Regions from separate parts of the Homo sapiens genome. Here region 2 is linked to region 1. A link is a contact called in ENCODE Hi-C or POLR2A ChIA-PET data. All regions are on one chromosome and are shown on one strand. Each heading gives the region's core, a stretch centred on a gene start or an enhancer-like site at or near the end of the contact. The rest is flanking DNA. Distances are from core to core; before and after follow the strand shown. Region 1 has its middle 18 kb from the start of SMURF1. Region 2 overlaps KPNA7 (karyopherin subunit alpha 7).

What was found. Hi-C counts contacts between places; a loop is a spot of excess contacts on that map. ChIA-PET counts read pairs that join two places held with the same protein, here RNA polymerase II (POLR2A). Pooled maps may share reads with other maps.
Region 2: a loop to region 1 is called in a map of PC-3, with 3 times the contacts of the local background. The contact joins two enhancer-like sites. A Hi-C loop is called at or near these places in 4 of 168 maps with a recorded cell type or tissue (HepG2, PC-3, PC-9 and 1 more) and 6 of 50 pooled maps. POLR2A ChIA-PET finds 5 or more read pairs at or near these places in 7 of 52 experiments (A549, HCT116, HepG2 and 4 more).

What each region holds. Positions count from the first base shown.
Region 1 is chr7:99,160,008-99,163,884 of GRCh38, forward strand. It overlaps a transcript of KPNA7 not described here. Among named protein-coding and RNA genes, the nearest start is that of SMURF1, 18 kb to the left of the region's middle. Within about 2 kb of position 2,489, at least 10 of the 41 ENCODE cell types and tissues checked have a DNase peak (open chromatin) inside an H3K27ac peak, as active enhancers do; they include PC-3 and mammary epithelial cell, where a contact is called at or near this core.
Region 2 is chr7:99,194,817-99,198,784 of GRCh38, forward strand. It overlaps KPNA7 (karyopherin subunit alpha 7), which reads right to left. Exons shown (of 11, transcript NM_001145715.3): 4 at 1,268-1,350; 5 at 254-522. Among named protein-coding and RNA genes, the nearest start is that of KPNA7, 11 kb to the right of the region's middle. Within about 2 kb of position 1,860, at least 2 of the 41 ENCODE cell types and tissues checked have a DNase peak (open chromatin) inside an H3K27ac peak, as active enhancers do; they include PC-3 and mammary epithelial cell, where a contact is called at or near this core.

The DNA.
Region 1 (3,877 bases), core at 1,239-3,738:
GTTGTTTTTGTTTTTTTTTTTTTTTTTTTTTTTTTGAGACAGTGTCTCGCTCTGTTGCCCAGGTTGGAGTGCAGTGGTACGATCCTGGCTCACTGCAAGCTCCGCCTCCCAGGTTCACGTCATTCTCCTGCCTCAGCCTCCTGAGTAGCTGGGACTACAGGTGCCCGCCACCATGCTAGGCTAATTTTTTTTGTATTTTTAGTAGAGACGGGGTTTCACCGTGTTAGCCAGGATGGTCTCAATCTCCTGACCTCGTGATCCGCCCGCCTCGGCCTCCCAAAGTGCTGGGATTACAGGCGTGAGCCACGCACCCGGCCTCTCCTCTGTCTTTTGTATTTCTTATAAATTGGTAGTTGCATCTAGGGGTTTAATTGCAGCTTCCTATTGTTTTATATTCAACTTCATGGATTCTTTCCTGTCTCCTCCATTCTGCTGTTAAGCCCATCCAGTAAATTTTATTTATTTTAGGGACAGGGTCTCGCTATGTTGCCCAGGTGGGTTTTGAACTCCTAGGCTCAAGCAATCCTCCTGCCTTGGCCTCCCAAAGTGCTGGGATTCAGGTTTGAGTCACTGCACCCAGCCATCATCCAGTAAATTTTAAATTCCAGTTATAGTATTTGTCAGTTCTAACACTTACATTTGATTCTCTTCTATTTCTTTGCTGAGACTTCAGTGGCCCTAGGTTATCATTTAAATGATGTCTTTTCAAATGAGAACAAATGATCCACTCCAGGGTGGAGTGGATGAGTAGGGAAGCCAGCCTCCAAGATGGTTCCCAATGACCTCTGTCTTCTGGTCTTCACACCTCTGCATAGCTCCTCCCACATCCTACAAGGTTATCGTATAGCAGAGTGATTGTATGCCACCTTTTTTTTTTGAGACAGAGTCTTTCTCTGTCACCCAGACTGGAGTGCAGTCACATGATGTCAGCTCACTGCAACCTCCCAGGTTCAAGCTATCCTCCTGCCTCAGCCTCCCGAGTAGCTGGGACTACAGGCATGTGCCACCACACCTGGCTTATTTTCGTATATTTTAGTAAAGACAGGGTTTCACCATGTTTACCAGGTTGGTCTCGAGCTCCTAACCTCAAGTGACGTGCTCACCTCAGCCTCTCAAAGTTCTGGGATTACAGGCGTGAGCCACCATGCCTTCTAAGATTAGGTTATAAAGGACCATGGCTTCTGTCTTGGGGATTCTGTCTCCCATGTACACAAACTCTCTCTCTCTCTCTCTCTCTCTCTCTCTCTCTCTCTCTCTCTCTCTGATCACTTGCTCTGGGAGAAGCAAACTTCCCTGTTATTGGAGATTCAGGAAGCCCAAGGGAAAGCCTGTGTAGCGTAGAACTGAAATATCCAGCCATCAGCCACTGAAGAACTGAAACCCTCTAACTACCACATACTACCATTGTAAGTAGGTCCTCTCCCAGTTGAGTCTTCAAATGAGACCACAATTCTGGCTGACAGCTTAAGTCCAACCTCATAAAAGACCTTGAGAGCCAGAACCATCTAAATTGTCCCCCAGATTCTTGCCTTACAGAAACTCTGTATAATAATTTTTTTAAGCTGTTAAGTTTCTGGGAAATTTGTTATATAGCAAGTAACTAATTCATGAGGCTTTGAATTAGTTATTAGTGATTCCCTGTCTGCCACTTACTGAAAGATGAAGGGCAAGTTGGCTAACCTTATGAGCTCCAGTTTACTTGGAAATTGAGGATAACCATTTTTGCATCGCCTTGTTTGACACTTGAACCCCTTCTTTTACAGATGAAAAAAACTGAAGCCCAAAGGAATTGACAGAAAAGAATCCACAAATGAGGCACTTAACAGTGAAATTACATGACATGTCCAGGCTTAGGCTATTTAGAAAAAGAGTAGAACTGACCCCAGGGCTCATGGCTCCAAGTTATTCTTTTATGCCTTAAAGCAAACTGTGCTGCCTTATAATGCATGCCATTATCATTAACACAGTCCATGTTTCAGGAAAAAACAGCAGATAAGTTACGCAGTGTGCATGGCTAACCAAGATTGCAATTTTTTTTTTTTTTTTTTTTTTTTTGAGATTGAGTTTTGCTCTTGTTGCCCAGGCTGGAGTGCAGTGGTGCAATCTCAGCTCACTACAACCTCCACCTCCTGGGTTCAAGTGATTCTCCAACCTTGCCTCCCGAGTAACTGGGATTACAGGCATGTGCCACCATACCCAGCTAATTTTGTATTTTTAGCAGAGACAGGGTCTCACTATGTTGGCCAGGCTGGTCTTGAACTCCTGACCTCAGGTGATCTACCTGCCTTGGCCTCCCAAAGTGCTGGGATTACAGGCATGAGCCACCATGCCCAGCTGAGAATTGCATTCTTTGAGGTACATTACAATTTCTGGGCAAATGCAAAAGGTCAAAGTTGTTCCAGTTCAGTGTTCACACCGTAAACCAACCTATAGCCATTCACACCTTCCTTCCTCTTTGTTGCCTCACCAGTCGTCCCAACTCCCCGAGTCTAAGCAGGTGGGCACCCAGCCAGAAGGTGACTAACACCATCTCTTTGCACCCAGACCATATACCAAAGGCAAATTGCTCCTTTTTTTAAACCTTGCTAGGCAAGTCAGTATTAGTATCTTCAAACTACAAAGGCTGCTTTGTCATGCAAAGAGAAGGAAAAAAAGAGGTTGACAGTATTTTGAGCCAACAAGGTTAGATCACTCGGACAACAGTGACTAAGCTCAACAGGGCTTCCAGCTCTTTTAATTAAAAAAATTTTTTCTCAAAGACCTATCTTTGTAAACCATCTCACCTTTCCACCTCCCTTCAACTACAATCTACGAATAGGGGGAAAAATGCTTTAAGATGTTGAAAAAGAATCTGTATTCCAATCAGATTCTTTGAAAAAAAGTATATGTAAGGCTGGACACGGTAGCTCACGCCTGTAATCCCAACACTTTGGGAGGCTGACACAGGCAGATCAACTGAGGTCGGGAGTTCAAGACCAGCCTGATCAACATGGAGAAACCCTAGCTCTACTAAAAATACAAAAATTAGCTGGATGTGGTGGCACACTCCTATAATCCCAGCTACTCGGGAAGCTGAGGCAGGAGGATCACTTGAACCTGGGAGGCGGAGGTTGCAGTGAGCCGAGACTGCGTGACTGCACTCCAGCCTGGGCAGCAAGAGCAAAACTCTGCCTCAGAAAAAAAAAAGTGTATGTAAATTCAACCTAGAAAAGAAATGCAAACAAAAATTATTGTATTGAAGTCATAGGACCATTTTTTCAATATGTTTTTTCAATTACAAATATATTAAATTTGTAATATATTTATATATAATATACATATTTTATATATGCACTATAAATATGAGTGTGTGTATATATATATATATATATATATATTTTTTTTTTTTTTTTTTTTTTTGAGACAGGGTCTCACTTTGTTGCCCAGGCTGGAGTGCAGTGGTGCAATTGTAGCTCACTGTAACCTTGAACTCCTGGGTTCAAGTGGCCCTTCTACCTCAGCCTCCTGAGTAGCTGGGGCTACAGATCCTCACTACCATGCCCAGCTAATTTTTTATTTTTATAGAGATGGAGTCATGCTGTGTTGCCCAGGCTGGTCTTGAACTCATGGCCTCAAGTGATTCTCCCACCTCAGCCTCCCAAAGTGCTGGGATTATAGGTATAAGCCACCACGCCTGGCCTAGTGTGTATTTTATATATAACAAATATTACCTATTTAACATTATTTAATGTAAAAATTCAAATGTTATATACTGTCTCTATTTTGACAGAATGGGACTTAATCTTTTGGATTTAAATAATGTCTCGAGTTACGGTATCATTTTCTACTCCTCATGGGCATCACTTAAGATCCCTCAGTCTCAAGCAACAGGAACCTA
Region 2 (3,968 bases), core at 610-3,109, 34 kb after region 1:
CTGGTCTTGAACTCCTGACCTCAAGTGATCCGTCCGCCTTGGCCTCCCAACATGCTGGGATTACAGACGTGAGCCACCGTGCCTGGCCTGGCTTTGAGTTTGGAAACAGCTCATTGTACCCTTGCCAGCACTTCTAGGTATTTACATGGCAAAGTGTTCTGGGACATCGAGTATACCCCACCACCCAAAGAAACCTTATAGTATCCCACACACCTGGCCCCGTTTTCTTAGCCCACTAAGGGGAGAGTCTCACCGGCTATATTACCAAGAGCCCACACTGCCTGTTCACACACAGCCACGTTGGAGGAAGACAGGAGCTCAATCAAGGGCTGGATGGCTCCCCCTTCTACCACGGCACGAGTCTGCTCCGAAGTCCCTGAAGCGATGTTGGTCAGGGCCCAGGCAGCCTCAAACTGCAAGCAGGGGTAAAGTGATGACTTCAGGAACTCCACCATCCTGGGAATGAGGCCCGCTTCAATGACCAGTTTCAGAGGGGGGTTCTTTTCCTGGGATAGCATTTTCCTATGCAATGAAAGAGAGGGCAGGGGAGGGGGAGGTCAAGTGAGAGAGGTATTAAGGACCTCCTTTTAGGCCAGGTGCGGTGGCTCACACCTGTAATCTCAGCACTTTGGGAGACCAAGGCGGGCAGATCACTTGAGGTCGCAAGGTCAGGAGTTCGAGACCAGCCTGGCCAACATGGTGAAACCCCGTCCCATCTCTACTAAGAATATAAAAATTAGCTGGGTGTGGTGGTGCACACCTGTAATCTCAGCTTCTCTGGAGGCTTGAGGCAGGAGAATCACTTGAACCCAGTAGGCGGAGGTTGCAGTGAGCTAAGATCATACCATTGCACTCCAGCCTGGGTGACAGAGTGAGACTCCATCTCAAAAGAGAAAAAAAGAACCTCCTTTTATACATAAGCCACATAGCTGGGCCGGAGCTACTTAAGATCCTAGTGTTCAACCGATAGCATTTTTCGGTATTAAATCAACATTTTCCCCTTTAAGGTGTTATCTACAAGATGAAATTTCTGTAGAGGCCAATGTAAATTAAGCAATTCATCTCTGACAACACATCGAAGCTTTTAAATTGCCCTCAAGGACAGTGTAGAATAGCAATTTCGTCTTTTAGATGGGCTAGCCTTTTCCTGTGTTTTACGGGCATGTTGCCAATGCCAAGAAACCAAATAGGCCACCGGCGCTCCAGCCATCACTGACGCTCATTGCTAACTATGAACCTGCAACAGCAGAAGTCTGTTTGGAGATACCTGGCTGTCTGGGTGGCCTGGAAACATAGGACTGGATCTGAGCTATTCACACCTTTGATTATTTCACCCAGAGTGAGGCTGACCTGCAAGAAGAGACACATTCAGGTCAGACTGTCTGCCAAAATGAGCTGTAAACATCACCTACTCTAGCCATCATCCATCTGATTAAAACAGCCTGGCTTGAACAGGATGTCCCATCTTGCATGCTGTTCTATATTTGGGGAGGGGAGAATATAGTCCACAGATCTCACAGATCTGTGTGTTCCTTCCCATGCTTAGGGGAGAAGTAATTCCTATCATTAGTTGGATCCCAAGAACATTTTTATCCCGTGCAGTAAGAATGTGCTAGTGGATACAAAACAAAATGGCAGACTAAGGACATCCAAAAAATTCTCTCCTCCACATAGGCAAAGAGAAAACTGACAAAAATAGAATCAACTTTTTCAGCACTGTAGAAATTGACCAAAGGCTTGCGGCCAATTGTTTTATTCAAGCCAGGAAGTGTTTATCCAAGAAAGACAGCTGAATCTCAGTAAGTAGCATGAGAGCTTTGTGGCATTTTGACTTGCCCTATTCCCACCCACCCTCAGCTCCATGGTAACCCTGAAAACCAACAGTCCACAATCATTGTGAAAAACCAACAGCCTCCCAACCACCAGAAGAGGCAAAATAGGTAGGTCCTCCTTTGGAGCCTCATTCCCAGAAAATTATTATTTGATCTGTCTGGTCATTCCCTGAAAGATCCCACTTACAGACTATTTTGACTCAGAGCTTAGTCAGTATGAAAAGGCTTTTCCCTAAGAATGTTCATTGAAAACAGAGGAAGTTGTTTAACTTCACAGCTACCTGAGAGGTTGAATAAGAGTTGGGATAAACAACAGGCTAACAAAAAAACTTGAAAGGGAATGTCATGTATAGGGCTATGCATATGCTTAAAAACAACAACAACAACAACAACAACAACAACAAAACTAAGACCCTCAGCTCTTCCCTCTCACTGACTTTGAAGCTCTGTGCAAACAGGAAGTGAAGGCTTACGTCAGAATTGTCAACTGCCTGGCTGAGTGGTGAACGCATGCCCCCAACACAGAGCTTCTTGGCAAAAATTGAGTGTTCTTTTCTTCGTGGTTCGAAGTGTTAAAATAAGTCTCTAATTATTAGTTGACCACTGAGCAAACCAAGCAGACACTGCAGCAGCCACACATCACAAAAAAATACAGATTTTAGATAATTAGCTCAAACTACTAAACGAGCACACCCAGCAACAACAGCAAACCCTGGGGCAATGGAAAATCTGATTTCTAGAGTTGTCACACTATTTTAAATGACTAGTTTTCAACAAAGATTGTGAGACAAGCAAAGAAAGTGTGACACACACATATACATATATATGTGAAAAAAGCAATCAATAGCAATAGTCCCTGAGGAGACCAGATGTTGAACTAGACAAAGATTTTAAATATAGTCAAAGAACTAAACCATGACTAAAGAACTAAAGTGCAACAATGCTGTCACACTAAATAGAGAATATCAGTGAACAGATATCAGTTATTGGAAGGAGCCAGATACAAATTCTGGAATTGGAGAATACAATAACTGAAACAAAAATTCACTAAAGGGGCTTAACAGCAGATTTAAGCAGACATAATAAAGCAGCAGTGAAGCTGAAGATAGGTTAATTGGAATTATCCAGTCTGAGGAAGATAACACACACAAGAGAGACTGAAGATGAAAATTGACAGATCTTTAGAGATCTGTGGGACATCATCAAGGATACCAACAAATGCAGAATAGGAAGGAGAAGAGGGAAAGAGGCAGAAAGTATATTTAAAGAGATAATGGCCAAAGAAATTCCCAAATCCAATAGAATAATTAGTCTACACATCTGAAAAGTTCAATGAGCTCCAAACGGAATAAATCCCAAGATCCAGACATATTATAATCTAACTGTTGAAAGCCAAAACTACAGAATCAAAAACATTGAAACCAGCAAAAGAGAAGCAATTCATGTACAAAGCCTCAATAAGATTAACAGCTGATTTCTTATCAGAAAGCATCAAGGCCAAAAAGCTGAGGTGCAGTGAGCCAAGATTGCAGCATTGCACTCCAGCCTGGGTGATAAGAGTAAAACTCCATCTCAAAAAAAACAACAACAAAAAAACTTTACCAACTTTACAAAAAAAAATTCTCACTCATTCTTAGAGGCTAGTATTACTCTGATACCAAACCAAGGATATTACAAGAAAAGTATAAGCTAATATCCCTTATAACTACTGATGCAAAAATTCAACAAAATAGGAGGAAACCAAATGCCTAAACGTATGAAACATATGGTCAACATATTGGTCATCATGATGAATTAGGATTTAACTCAGGAATTCAGGAGTGGTTTAACATGTGAAAAAAAATCAACATAGTACCCCGTATTAATAAAGGGGGGGGAACCCACATGATCATCTCAATGCAGAAAAAACATTTAATGAAATTCAACATACTTCCATAATAAAAAAAAACACTCAACAAACTGGAATAAAAGGAAACTTCTTCATTCTGATAAAGGCATCTACAAAAAACTCAGAGGTAGCCTCATACTTAATGGTGAAAGTCTAAAAGATTTCCCCCAAGATCAGGAATAAGACAAGGATATTGCTCTTTTCACTTTTATCCAACATGGCATTGGAAGTTCTAGATGCATTAATTA